Regions from separate parts of the Homo sapiens genome. Here region 2 is linked to region 1. Evidence: chromatin contacts called from ENCODE Hi-C or POLR2A ChIA-PET data. All regions are on one chromosome and are shown on one strand. Each heading gives the region's core, a stretch centred on a gene start or an enhancer-like site at or near the end of the contact. The rest is flanking DNA. Distances are from core to core; before and after follow the strand shown. Region 1 has its middle 92 kb from the start of LINC01427. Region 2 has its middle 4.3 kb from the start of CST3.

Evidence for each region. A loop is a pair of places that touch in the nucleus more often than their neighbours do. ChIA-PET counts read pairs that join two places held with the same protein, here RNA polymerase II (POLR2A). Pooled maps may share reads with other maps.
Region 2: a pooled map of psoas muscle shows a loop between it and region 1 (5-fold over the local background). The contact joins two enhancer-like sites. A Hi-C loop is called at or near these places in 1 of 168 maps with a recorded cell type or tissue (CD8-positive, alpha-beta T cell), 1 of 37 single-sample maps with no recorded cell type and 1 of 50 pooled maps. POLR2A ChIA-PET finds 5 or more read pairs at or near these places in 1 of 52 experiments (activated CD4-positive, alpha-beta T cell).

The regions. Positions count from the first base shown.
Region 1 is chr20:22,372,257-22,378,296 of GRCh38, reverse strand. No RefSeq gene overlaps it. Among named protein-coding and RNA genes, the nearest start is that of LINC01427, 92 kb to the right of the region's middle. Within about 2 kb of position 3,161, at least 6 of the 41 ENCODE cell types and tissues checked have a DNase peak (open chromatin) inside an H3K27ac peak, as active enhancers do.
Region 2 is chr20:23,639,266-23,645,305 of GRCh38, reverse strand. No RefSeq gene overlaps it. Among named protein-coding and RNA genes, the nearest start is that of CST3, 4.3 kb to the right of the region's middle. Within about 2 kb of position 2,690, at least 8 of the 41 ENCODE cell types and tissues checked have a DNase peak (open chromatin) inside an H3K27ac peak, as active enhancers do.

The sequences.
Region 1 (6,040 bases), core at 1,912-4,411:
CTATAGTTCTGTAAAAGAATGTCCTAGATCACAGAAAATACATACTAAATTATTTGGGGATGATGAGGCATTATGTTTGTATCTTACTCTCAAACAGCTCGGGAAAAAATATGAATATAGTAGAATTCTAAGATAGTTCCCAAGCTTTCTACACCCTGGTACACAGGGTGTAGAAATTAATTGCTTCTCCATGGGTTTGAGCAGAATGTATGCATATGATGGGAGACCACTCCCATGATTTGATTACTCATCAGTTGACTTTGAGTTAATCCAAAGGGAAGTGATCCTGGGTGCACCTTGCCTAAGCAGGTGAGCCCATTAGATGAAGGTGAAGCATCAGAAAGACTCCATGCTGCTGGAGAGCAAGCCAACATGTTGTGGGAGTATGGGAAGAGCCACTCAGCAGGAAATGCCAGGAAGCCTCTAGGAGTTAAGCCTGATCCCTGGCTGATATCTGGTGAGAAAATGGGGAACCTCATGAGTCCTACAACCACAAGGAACTAAATTTGACCAGTAAAAAGTGAGCTTGGAAGAGGGCCCTTAGCCTCAGGTGAGAGAATAGCTCCAGCTAACACCTTAAAGTCAGCCTGGTGAGACCCTGAATAGAGATCTCTGCTAACCTGTACCTGTACTCTTGACCCATAGAAATTGCAAGGTAATAAAAGTGTATTGTTTTAAGATACTAAATTTGTGATAATTTGTTACATAGCAAAATAAAACTATGATGTCTAAAGCAAATATGTCAAAATATAAACAACTAGTGAATCTTGGTGAGCAACTTAGAGCAGTTCTTTGTACATTTTTGCAAATTTTCTGTAAATCTGAAATGATTTAACAATAAAATGTTATCTAAGGTGTTATATATATATATATATATATATATATATATGGCTTAATATATGCCAGATGATGGTTAAAGTATTTTTAAATATATTAATACATAAATTTTCATTAAAAAACAAATGACCCTTCTTCTTCATGACCTGTTTTACAGATAAGGAAACTGAGGCATGGAGAATTCAGATGACATGGGTGAGGTCCCACAGCCAGTAAAAGGCAGAGCTGGACTTGAATCTGGATTCCAGGTTCACGCTCCTAAGGACTCTGCCCTACTCTCAGTGACCCTGAAGTGATATCAAACCAACTGACCCAGGGGACTGGGTGAATGTGGTTGAGCATGATCCCGCAGGGCCCTGAAATTCATGGGGAATCATTTTTGTTTTATCCTCTGTCATTTTTTTTTTTTTTTGAGATGGGGTCTTGCTCTGTTACCCAGGCTGGAGTGCAGTGGTGTGATCTTGGCTCGCTACAACCTCTGCCCCCCAGGTTCAAATTATTCTCATGCCTCAGCCTTCCAAGCAGCTGGGATTACAGGTGCCCGCCACCACCATGCCTGTCTAATTTTTGTATTTTTAGTAGAGACGGGGTTTCACCATGTTGGCCAGGCTTGTCTTGAACTCCTGATTTCAAGTGATCCGCCTGCCTTAGCTCCCAAAGTGTTAGGATTACAGGCATGAGCCACCGCGCCTGGCCTCCCTCTTTCTTTTATTTATCATACACACATTTATAGTCATGCTGTGAATATCACAGCAGGACGACTCACAGCATTGGAATTTAAACAATAGTATATTTGTCTTATACTGACGATTTTATATATTATCAAAGGTATTCATATACCATAATTTGCCTTATCTATCCCCAAATCTGAAACCTCCATAATATATCAAGCTAACAAAGTTAAGTAGATGAAAAATATGACTAGAGGGGAGAACAAATTGAGCATGTAAAATGGAACCAAGAATAAAAACAGAAAAATAAAAGCATAAAGATCAATGTACTTAAAAAGTCAATCAATAATGCACTTTCAATCTTCTCACATATTTATTTCATACATTTATCATATTTCAGGCTTTGGAATAAGATGAAGTCACCCAAACTCCATTGTGAAATCTAGTCTCCTTGCAATCTGTCTGACCTCAGAGAGGCAAACAGTGAGTAATTCAAAATATTTTTGAATGAAAGTGTCAGTTTAAGATCCTCAGCATAAAACATACCTACAAAGCCTATTTGCAAAGTAAATTTACTCTGGATTCTTGATACCTATGAAAGTTTTTTCTATTATATTTATTTAAAATTACAACAGTTTACATTAGAAACAAGCTCAAACAATTAAGGTAAAAGATAAATAACTGCATACAGTTTAATTTTACAAAATGCAAACATACATCTTTCATTGTTCCATTATCTGAGTATTAAGCGCCACATAATTGCACAAGGCATTTTCAAATGTCTTAAAGGCTCTAAAATTACAGAGTTGACTTTTGTGAAATAGACTTTATTTTCCTCCATTATTACACAAATAATTGACCACACAGATTAAATTTAAATCGGAATTGGATATGTCCCCTACAGAGTTCATTTCTCTTGTGCAGCTAAAGGTTGGCAGCTTATGATGGCTCACGGAGCTTACTCAGGCCCTTGTGGGATACAGAATGGGCCTTGCATTTTCATAATTTAGGATGTCTCAGCTGGGAGAGACCCTAGAGTCCCCTGGGATCGCATCACATCTAGTTTTGCCCAAGACCACCTCCTTTCTGGCTAACCCAGGCTAATTCTAATGGTGCCTCTTTTCACTCTCAGAAATGTCTGTTTGGGAGATGGTACAGATGAGGAAATGAAAGCCTCCGGATGTAGGTTCTCTGGACCAGACCGCCGCAGCAGAGACCTGTGTTTTCTCCTGGGGATTCGGAAACCCCACTCCCCTTGCCTTCAGAGGCGCTGCCGCTCTCCATTGTGGGGCAGAGGTGAAGAAGCAAAGAAAGTGTCCTTTTCATCCTCGCCATAGAATGAAAAACAATTCATCACCACAATTACTCACCAAACCTGAGAGGAGGACAAAAGAAAACATGTTTACGTTACTTTTTCTTTCATTAAAAAGCAACACGTGTTTTTGCCCATCAGATAGAAAACACAGATGCAGAAAAAGGTAAACAATTCAAAGAAAACCCTCTCTTCTAGAAATACTTAACAGTTACTAATTATAAAGACACATAGGAGTTGCAGGAAGTGATTCTAATTCTTGATGTAAGAGAATATTTTCATGGCATGTTCCACATTGAGAAACCTGATCCAGTGACTCAGAATTATTTCTGAAACAATATCCCCTTCCCCCACCCTCTGCTCAATTTCTTCTAATTATAACTCTCTGAGATATTTGCCTCTGATAATCATAGGGAAAGAAGGGGAGAGGGAAAGGAGAAGAGAAAAGGAATATAGTTCAATTGCCAATATGCCAAAAGTGGAAAGATGGACCCGAGTCTCCTCTGGCGCAGTGTCAGGACTGTACAGCACACACTGGCCAGGCCCGTGCCAGAGGCCCATTGTCAGACACCATGGTGGGAGCATGGGAACCTTCTAAATGAACAGCCCTGCTCAACTCCTTGGGCCTCATGTGGGCTGGGAAAATAGATCTGATTCCACCCTTGTTCCTGCAATACTCAACACAATGCCAAGCCTGTACTGGGCGCCCAATATATTTTTCTTGAATGAGTTAATAAGGCTGATTTTCACAAATTTGTTGTTGTTGGGCTCATTCTAGTCCAAGTTACAATTATAGGCCAAAGTGTTTCAAGGTGGTTTCAAAATTATTTACTTCTTGCAAATGTGTACAAATGTCTAATTAGTCTGCCAGATACTGGAGATACCAGGGTAGATAGGAAAGGATCCCAGAGTCACCTAAATAATCAAATACTAGAGAGAATGTGGTGGAGCTGACCAATTTAGTGAAACAGACTTGGGTTCAAAATCCAGCTCTGTGTCCACTAGTTTTGGATCTTAGGCAAGTTATTTATTATTATTATTATTATTTTTAATATCCCTTCAGCAGGGCTAACCATAATGTTAATTCATATGTTGTTTGAGGATTAAGTGTGATAACTGATGTAAAGCCCTTGGAAGACTGCCCGGCACACGGCAAACCTTGGATGAAGGCGACTGCTACTGTGATTTAACAGCTGTGCAATCTTGGGCAGGTGATACTTGCTGCATCTGTTTACATAGGTGGAAAATGAGGATGGTAGTACAATGATTCATCATGATTTTTAAACTGCAAGACTTTTTATTGTTTGCATGAGACTACAAGGTATGGGTTTCCATCATAGCCCCCATTTTAATCATGGGGACACTAAAGCTCCAAGGCTTTAAGGTGGGTCATCCACTTAGAATCCAAAGCAAGAGTTGGAGCAGAAGCCCTGGGAGTGGAGCCGGAACACCTGGGCCCACATCTGTAGTGGGCAGTTGGTTGTGGTGCCTGGCCAGAGGCCTTTGGAGCCCTTTTTAAACCAGCTCTGTGCCCCTGTTTCCCAGCAGCTGCAAGCTCTGCTGATGAGGGTTCATTTACAATCTTCAGAGATTGCCCATGGGCACTGGAACATCCTTGAAAACACAGACAGAGACCCTTCACCCCCTTGACCAAAAACTCTGCCTTATAACTTACTGTTAAGAGCTCCCTAGGGAATCACGCAGAGGCTGAGACTTCACCTGAAATCATACCCTCATTTCACTTCCTTCCTTTCCCTGTCCTGCTCCCAGATCCCTTGCCAGTTTCTCCTGGGAGTGCCTCCTCCCAGTTGAACCTTGGGCAGGACAGGGTGTGCTGCTGAGAGAGCCTAAACTAAAACTGCACCTGGATGATGCCATTTACATAAAAGATCTCAAATTAATTCATGTCGCTTGGTCGTGCATCAATAAATCCAAATCCCAGGTGCCTTTCCTGGGAAGTGGGATTGAGCTGAAAGGCCAGGGTCCCCAGGAACAGCCTGTTTTAGTTCTCTTCCAAAAGCCATGAGCACTTTCTTTATGTCAAGCACACACCTTCAGGGACTTCACTTCCCTTGTTTATTTCTTGAAGGCACAGCACTGCTCAGAGCCTGTCCCAGAGCTCCTGGATGACGTGTGTCCAGCACATATTTGTGCTGAACAAATATGTGAATTCTGTGTTTCACTGTTACAACCTCATTACATCCTCAGAATAAACTTGAGAAGTAGGCACTCTGATCTCCACTTTGGTGTTGAAGAAATTGAGAGGTAGGGTGATTAAGTTCCTCCCCCAAGATCATTCCGCCAAAAAAGATGAGAGCTGGGATGTAAGACATGTCTGATCAGAAATTTATTTTATTAGACTTCATTATGTTCTTCCCATGAGCTTCCTAACCTGGGCACTGTTAAACATACAGATTCCTGGGCCCTTGAAACATACAGATTCCTGGGCCCCATTTCAGACCTCAGACAATGGAGTTTAGAAATGCCAAGTGCTTTTTCTGGCCACCAACATTTAAGAATTAGGGGAATAGCCAAGCATGATGGTGCACACCTGTAATCCCAGTTACTTGGGAGGCTGAGGCAGGAGAATCACTTGAGCCCAGTTCAAGACCAGCCTAGGCAACATGGAAAGACCCTGTCTCAAAAAAACAAGACACACAATTAGGGAAAAAAAATCATGACATCTAGAATGATATTTGAACTGCTGCTTGTTGGGATAAAACTGTGTAAATTTTAAATGTAAATGTACATATACTTTATATATATAAATGTAAATATATATAAGGTAAGTATATATATGCCTTATTTCTGTAAACTTCCACCCAACATGCCATGGGAACAGTAGGATGTGCCCAGACATGGTGTGCTGAGCTGATGGACTCCAGGACAAGGCGAGGACACCCAAGAATGAGCCTTTAGAGACCAGTTGTTAAACACAGTGCTGAAGGTTCCTAGAGTAACACACACTCCTGGGAGGATCATGGGTAAGAAGGTTGAGTTAATCTTAATTTCCTTTAGACACCAGTGAGAATCAGGGCTGAAAGTAATAAATTGTCTCTAAAAATAAAGAAAATTGTATTTTTTGCATATCTGCTCTTGTTCCCTGAGCTTGTTCAAAACGTGTGTGCGAGTGTGTGTGTGTGTGTACGTGTGTGTGTGTGTCTGTGTGTGTTCTTAGCTTGGATTGCCCCGAAAGCAGGCCTGTGACAAAGATGTGAGT
Region 2 (6,040 bases), core at 1,441-3,940, 1.3 Mb before region 1:
ACGTACAGCTGAAGGCCTGGGTGGCCTGAGGGGTCTGGAGCCATCCAGGAGAAGGGCACTGAGATGGACTTGGAGGTTCATCAGGAGTTCATGCTGGAGACATCCATGCTAGAGACATGGGTGCAGCATTGGTGTTAAAGCCCCAGATGTGCCTCAGGAGACCCCCAGGGTTGGAGCCACGGCACTAGCGTCTGCACCTTTTAGTGTCGTGTGATGACCTGCACCACGCTGTGTTGAAATAGCTGTTTAGATGGCTTTCTCCTTACAGACCCAGGACTTCTTGAAAGCACAAATGGAACTTTTACCTCGTTAAAGTCAGAATCTCACATCATAGGTGTTCAATGAATATTTACTAAACTAAGTGAAAGAATGAAAAAGGTAACACCTTTTATAAACGATCAGTAAGAACAAGATGGGTCTACCATGATGTGATTCAGGTGCAAACGATGCCTAGAAAGAGCACTGCCCTTTAGGTAGGACCACCCATGGTCTCAGGCCCAGCATGACAACTGAGGACAGTTACACTCACCAACATTCACACCTAAGATAAAGCGCAGAATGCTGCAGTTGGACCACTAGAACTGCCTCGTGGCTAGTTGGACCTGACTGAGGCAGGTGTATCTCTCTGAAGAGCTATTGGCAGTCTTTTTTGAGATTCATTAAAAAAAAAAATAGATAAATAACTTTGTAGGCCCAGACTCAAAAGTTTCACTTCTAGGAAGAAAACAACCTATGCACCAAAATTTTTTTTTTCTGTAGGAGTGTGTATCACAGTATTAGTCATTCTAGAAAAAAAAATTTGAAATAGCCTAAAAGTCTATCATTAGCAAAAAAATTAAAAACTAAACTATGGAATACTCAGAATAGGAAATGAAACAAAACTTTCAAAGATGATTTAACAACATGAAAAATGCTCATGACATAATGAAGTTTAAAAAAGCAACATGAAATTATAACCACCACATGATCTCAGTTTGGTGAAAATGCACACATGCACATGCAAGAAGTGTGCACACACAAACCCACATGCACACATGTGTACACACGCAGGCATATGCACAGAAGCACGTGCACACAAACTCACATGCACACATGTACACGTGTACACACGCAGGCACACGCACAAAAGCGTGCGCACACAAACTCACATGCACACATGTAATTTATCTTTCTTACACTTTTATTCATTTTCTTATTCATTTTATAATAAGCATGTACTAATTTGATTCTAAAAATACAAGAACTTTTATTTTCAAATATGGAGTAGAGTTGGAGAAATCTGTTCGTTGTCTTAGAAAATTGGGTTTTGCTCCATTGATGGTGACACTTTTTCCCCCTTCTAGATTCTGCTTGAAGCAAAAAGTGAAAGTAACCTTAGGAGAAAGAGAAAGATGAAAGAGGAGGAGCAGGGAGAGTAGGGGTAAGGCAGGGCAGCTGGTCCAGATTAGAAAGGAGAAAGGGGAAGTAGCGGCAAAAACTCCGAGTGCTCGAGAGCTGCCTCCTCACTACAGCAAATGCTGCCTGAAATCCAGGGCTGCGAGTGTCAGGAGCCTCATGTGTGGCAATCAAAGACTGATGTATGAATATACTGTTTAACATGGATACATCTCAAAAACATCATGCTGAGTGAAAAATGGCAAGCGTAAAAGTCTACATGATGTAAAAGTTTGTCGACATGCGCTTCTGCAATAAACAAAACTCATCAATAGTAAATGAAGCATTGGTGCAGTGGCTGTCTCAGAAGTGAGGCCCCCAATTGACTGGAAAAGGGGACACGGGGACTTTCTGGGGGTGATCATGCTCTGTATCTGACAGAGGGTGACTTCGTCAAAATTTAGTTAATGTATGCTTCAGATTCGTGCATTTCACTATAGGTACATTTTATAACAAATGAAAAAGGTATAAATAAATGATGAGCTCTAGTTAATGATACGCATACTAACACGTGTTTAGGAGTGGAGTATACTAATGTCTGCAACCTACTACAAAATGCATTTTTAAAAAGACAGATTGAGGATGCTTAGACGGACAGAGCAGTAGATAGGTGAGATTAAAAAAGAAGTCTAATATTAATGACAGAATCATGGCAGTGGGTAGATAGGTGTTTGCTGTAAAATTACTCTAACTTTGATGAATGTTTAAATATTTTCATAATAAAATATTCGGGGAAACACATGCCACAGCCCCACAGCCCCACCTTACCCTACACCCATCCCTTTCCCATCACCCCCGCTCAATCTGCACTCTTCCCATTTTTTGTTTGCTTTTAGTCCTCCAAGCCCCTTACTCTTACTTGGCAACAGGATTTTCTGGTAGGGCAGAGTTTTGGCCTGGCTGGCTTCTACTGTTAAAAAAAATATTCTGTAGACACTTATTAAAATGGTAATGGAGACTTGATTCAAGACCGTCGCGCTGGGGGTCAACACCGTCGCAATAAGAGAGAGACAGAGCTCAACCCTGAACACAACAAGAATAAGTGGGATTTACAGCCAAGGAACATGGCGTGGAGGGGTGGTGTTAGCAGGTGGAAAGTTACTAAGCAGACATCAAGGGAAGAGAGTGCTGGCTTAACTAACCTAGCAGGATTCTGACAAGATGCAGCAGGAGGCCTGGGGCTCCAGCTCCAGCACCCAGTGAGTCAGCTTAGCAGGATCCTGGGCAGGAACAGGAACCACTCTCCCGGGTCACTGAACTCTGCTAAGGGAACTGATATTCAAGGCTGCAGAAACACTAAGAGGGGAATGTTACAAGAACGTGGGTCTAGAAAGTAAACTGACCACTCAGAGATGCCAAAGGGATTGCTCAACCCCCTCAGAGCCATCTGTTTTCTTCGTGGCCAGGCCTCTGCAGGGAGTCAGGTGGAGCCCTGGCAGCACCAGCCAGCAGCCTGTGTCCCTGGAGGCCTCTCTCTCTCTCCCTTCCACTCAGATGTGGTTCTTCAGTCACTGGCTCTGCTCTGGTGAATGCACTCCTTGAGAAAATAAATGTTAACCCTGTAATCCAAAATGATGAGCGCCGTTTACACATTTGCTCCTGAGCAGAAATGTCCCAAGGATTCTCATCCCCCCATGAAGTGCAAAATGGGCCGCAGACACCGGGCTCTGCCCTTTCTCGCCTCAGTCTGCAAGGCTGCCAGCAGGCTTCCCAGTGCGGATCAGTTTCCTAATGATGTGGCTTCATCTCTATTGGAGCCAAATGCATTACCAATGTTGGCCTACGGTCTAGAAGCATCTGCATTTCCTCCATCGTTGGGGAGAGAGAGGGGAGAAGGAGGGAGCCTGTGTGTAAGGGACAGGCTTGACCCCAGAGGACTCCGGGCACTCCATAAGGAAGGCTCCTGGGCTTTGCCTTTGAGAGGCTACCAAAACCCGTGGCTGCTCAGTCCAAGCTCCCTCTATAGACACCGAGTGATAATTGCTCAAAACCCAAAGTGCAGAATCTCAACTCTTGGCCAACTTGATTTAACCACTTGCACCTTTAGGTGCTGTTTATGTGTTTGGTCATTTATTTATTATAGCATTGTTTAGTGTTGTTATTATTGCTTATTTATTATAGAGAATTTCTGCCATTTACCTAATTTCTCACTCTACTAATTCAGATGATGAGATCAATAGTCAAAAAGGCAGCCTGGGAGACCACGGCTTTCTCTTTCATCACCTGGCAGAAGGGAAATATGCCCCCTCCTGGGCAGCTGGACTCCTCCAAGTACATGGGTGCTGGAGGCCCCAGGCTCAGTCCTAGGTCCATTGTTTCTCTCTGTGTCTCTGTAGCATGTCTTTGAAGCTGTAGGCTGCTCTGTTACTTTTAATCGTGTTTAAACATCATCACTGATGCCCAGGCACAACAGTTTACAAGGCAGTCTACCTCTCCAGACACATGACCACAGAGAAGGCAAAACATTTGCTCAAGGTCACCAAATATCAGGAGCAGCTGCCCAGCTACTGTAACCTTTCACTTCCTATTACAGCATACTGAACACGGCTCCTGCAGCTCCTGAGAGCACCCTACACTGGTGTCTGTCCTACAAGGGTTAGAGAGGTCGCTGCATCAGGCCAGCTGACCCTCCCTGCAGCATGTGCCTGCAGGGCACGTCCTGACAGAGGATGACCACCGGCGGTGGAATCACATACAGGGAAATAGGCCAGCACTTCAGCTCCCACCTCACACCCCACCTACCACCATGCTCCTGCTATTTGGGTGACCTGCACGTCCTTCCTAATGACAAAAGACAGGGGATTTGTGTGTATTTCAGCTTACCCTCTGCACAACACATCCTCTTGAGACTAGAGCCCCAGTGGCCAGGGAAGGTGGGAGCCACAGAGAAGAACCAACTCCCACACTTGGGAGATGACCATTCTGCTCACAAGCACCTGGCCAGGGGCTGCCCTCTCTTTCCCTTCTCTGAAAATCTCTCCCCATTTCCTGTCTAACTAGGAGGCATATGCGCAACCCTGTTTGAAGACCTTCCTTCCCTCACCCAGCAGTAAACACCATCTGGGCCACCTGCTGTATCTGCTGGGGTGCATGGCTTTTCTAGGGACGCTGGATTGACAGTGGGGTGAGATGGTCACTGGGCCTCGGGTAACAAGGTCCCCTGTCCCACCACTGAACATGAGCATCCATGAGTAATATTGTTCCCGCTGCCGGGTTCCTGCTGATCCAGCCCCAGCCATGGCGGAGCCCCAGGATCACAGCAGGTCTGGGCTGACCCTGGCTGACCCTCACCTCCACCACTCCCAGGAGAGTCCTCTGGGTGCCCTGCAAAGGCCCAGAGTTTTCTGGTGTTTCTGGCAAAGCTGCCACCTCGCCATAAGGGCATTTGCCACAGGGTCACCTTCAGGCATGGAGGGTGGGGTTGAGAGAACAAAGGGAGCAGCTGTCTGTTCAGAGCCTCCTTTCCACCCTCGCCACTCCTGGAGTCACATTCCAGCCCAGGTCCGCAGCATCCCAAGCTGGGGACTTTGTCACCCCACAGGGCACCCAGCTGATCAGGTCCTCTCAGTCTGGGGAGAAGAACTCACAATCCTGGCAATGAAGGAACTCAGGGCCCACTGGAAAGCCACACTGAGCAAAGGACAAAGACACACCCAGGCTTGCTCTGCAGGACTCCATTTCTGGGAAGCTCAAGGACAGGCGACAAACGAGTCTATAGGGCAGGATGGGGGCTGCCAGGGCAGGATGGGCATGAGGGTGAGCTGCAGAGGCAGGAGGACACACCGTCTGGGGCAAGGCAGATGTCACAGGTCTGGACAAAGTGGTAACACGGGTATATGCGTTAATGAAATCCCCCAGATTAGACATTTTGTTGTCTATAAATTCTACCTCACTCACAGTGATGTTCTAAACTCAGGTGAGTTTTCCAAGCAGTGCAGAGGACCAGCGCCAGCAGCATGACGCCCAGAGGGGAGGAGCAAGAGACACCCGTGGGCTCCCACATTCATCCTGTGGCTGCTGCTCCCTCTCCTGACACCCCCACTGCCTGCCAATGGGTCTCACTGCACCTTCCACCCGGCCCCACCCACAGTTACCATGAGACTCCAGATCGTTCCCTTCCCTGCTCACACTCCCTCCAGGAGCTTCCTCTTCCTGGAGCAGGCATGCCCAGCCCCGCCTCAGGGCCTTTGCACTGGCCCTTCCCGCTGCCTGGGGCTGTTTCCTGTCTAGGCAGGGCTTCTCACCTTTCCAGTCTCATAGAGTCCTCCCTGACCAGGTCCAGTGGCATCATCTCTCTCTATCCCATACTCTCACTTCCAACAGAGAGACTAATTTCCTGATATTAATTATTGATCACTATTCGCCATCCTCCCACACACCCTAATGCTGGGCTGTGCAGTGCCACAGCCACCAGCCACATGTGGCCACAGGGTGCTTGAAATGGGGCCAGTACAATTGACACCCACATACACAGGGAATTTCAAAGACTCAGTACACACACCCAAAATAAAATAACCTATGTTATTAATGATTCTTCTTATGTGTTGAAATAATATTTTGGATATATTAGGTTAAGTAAGAAATATTATAAACATTACCTTCACCT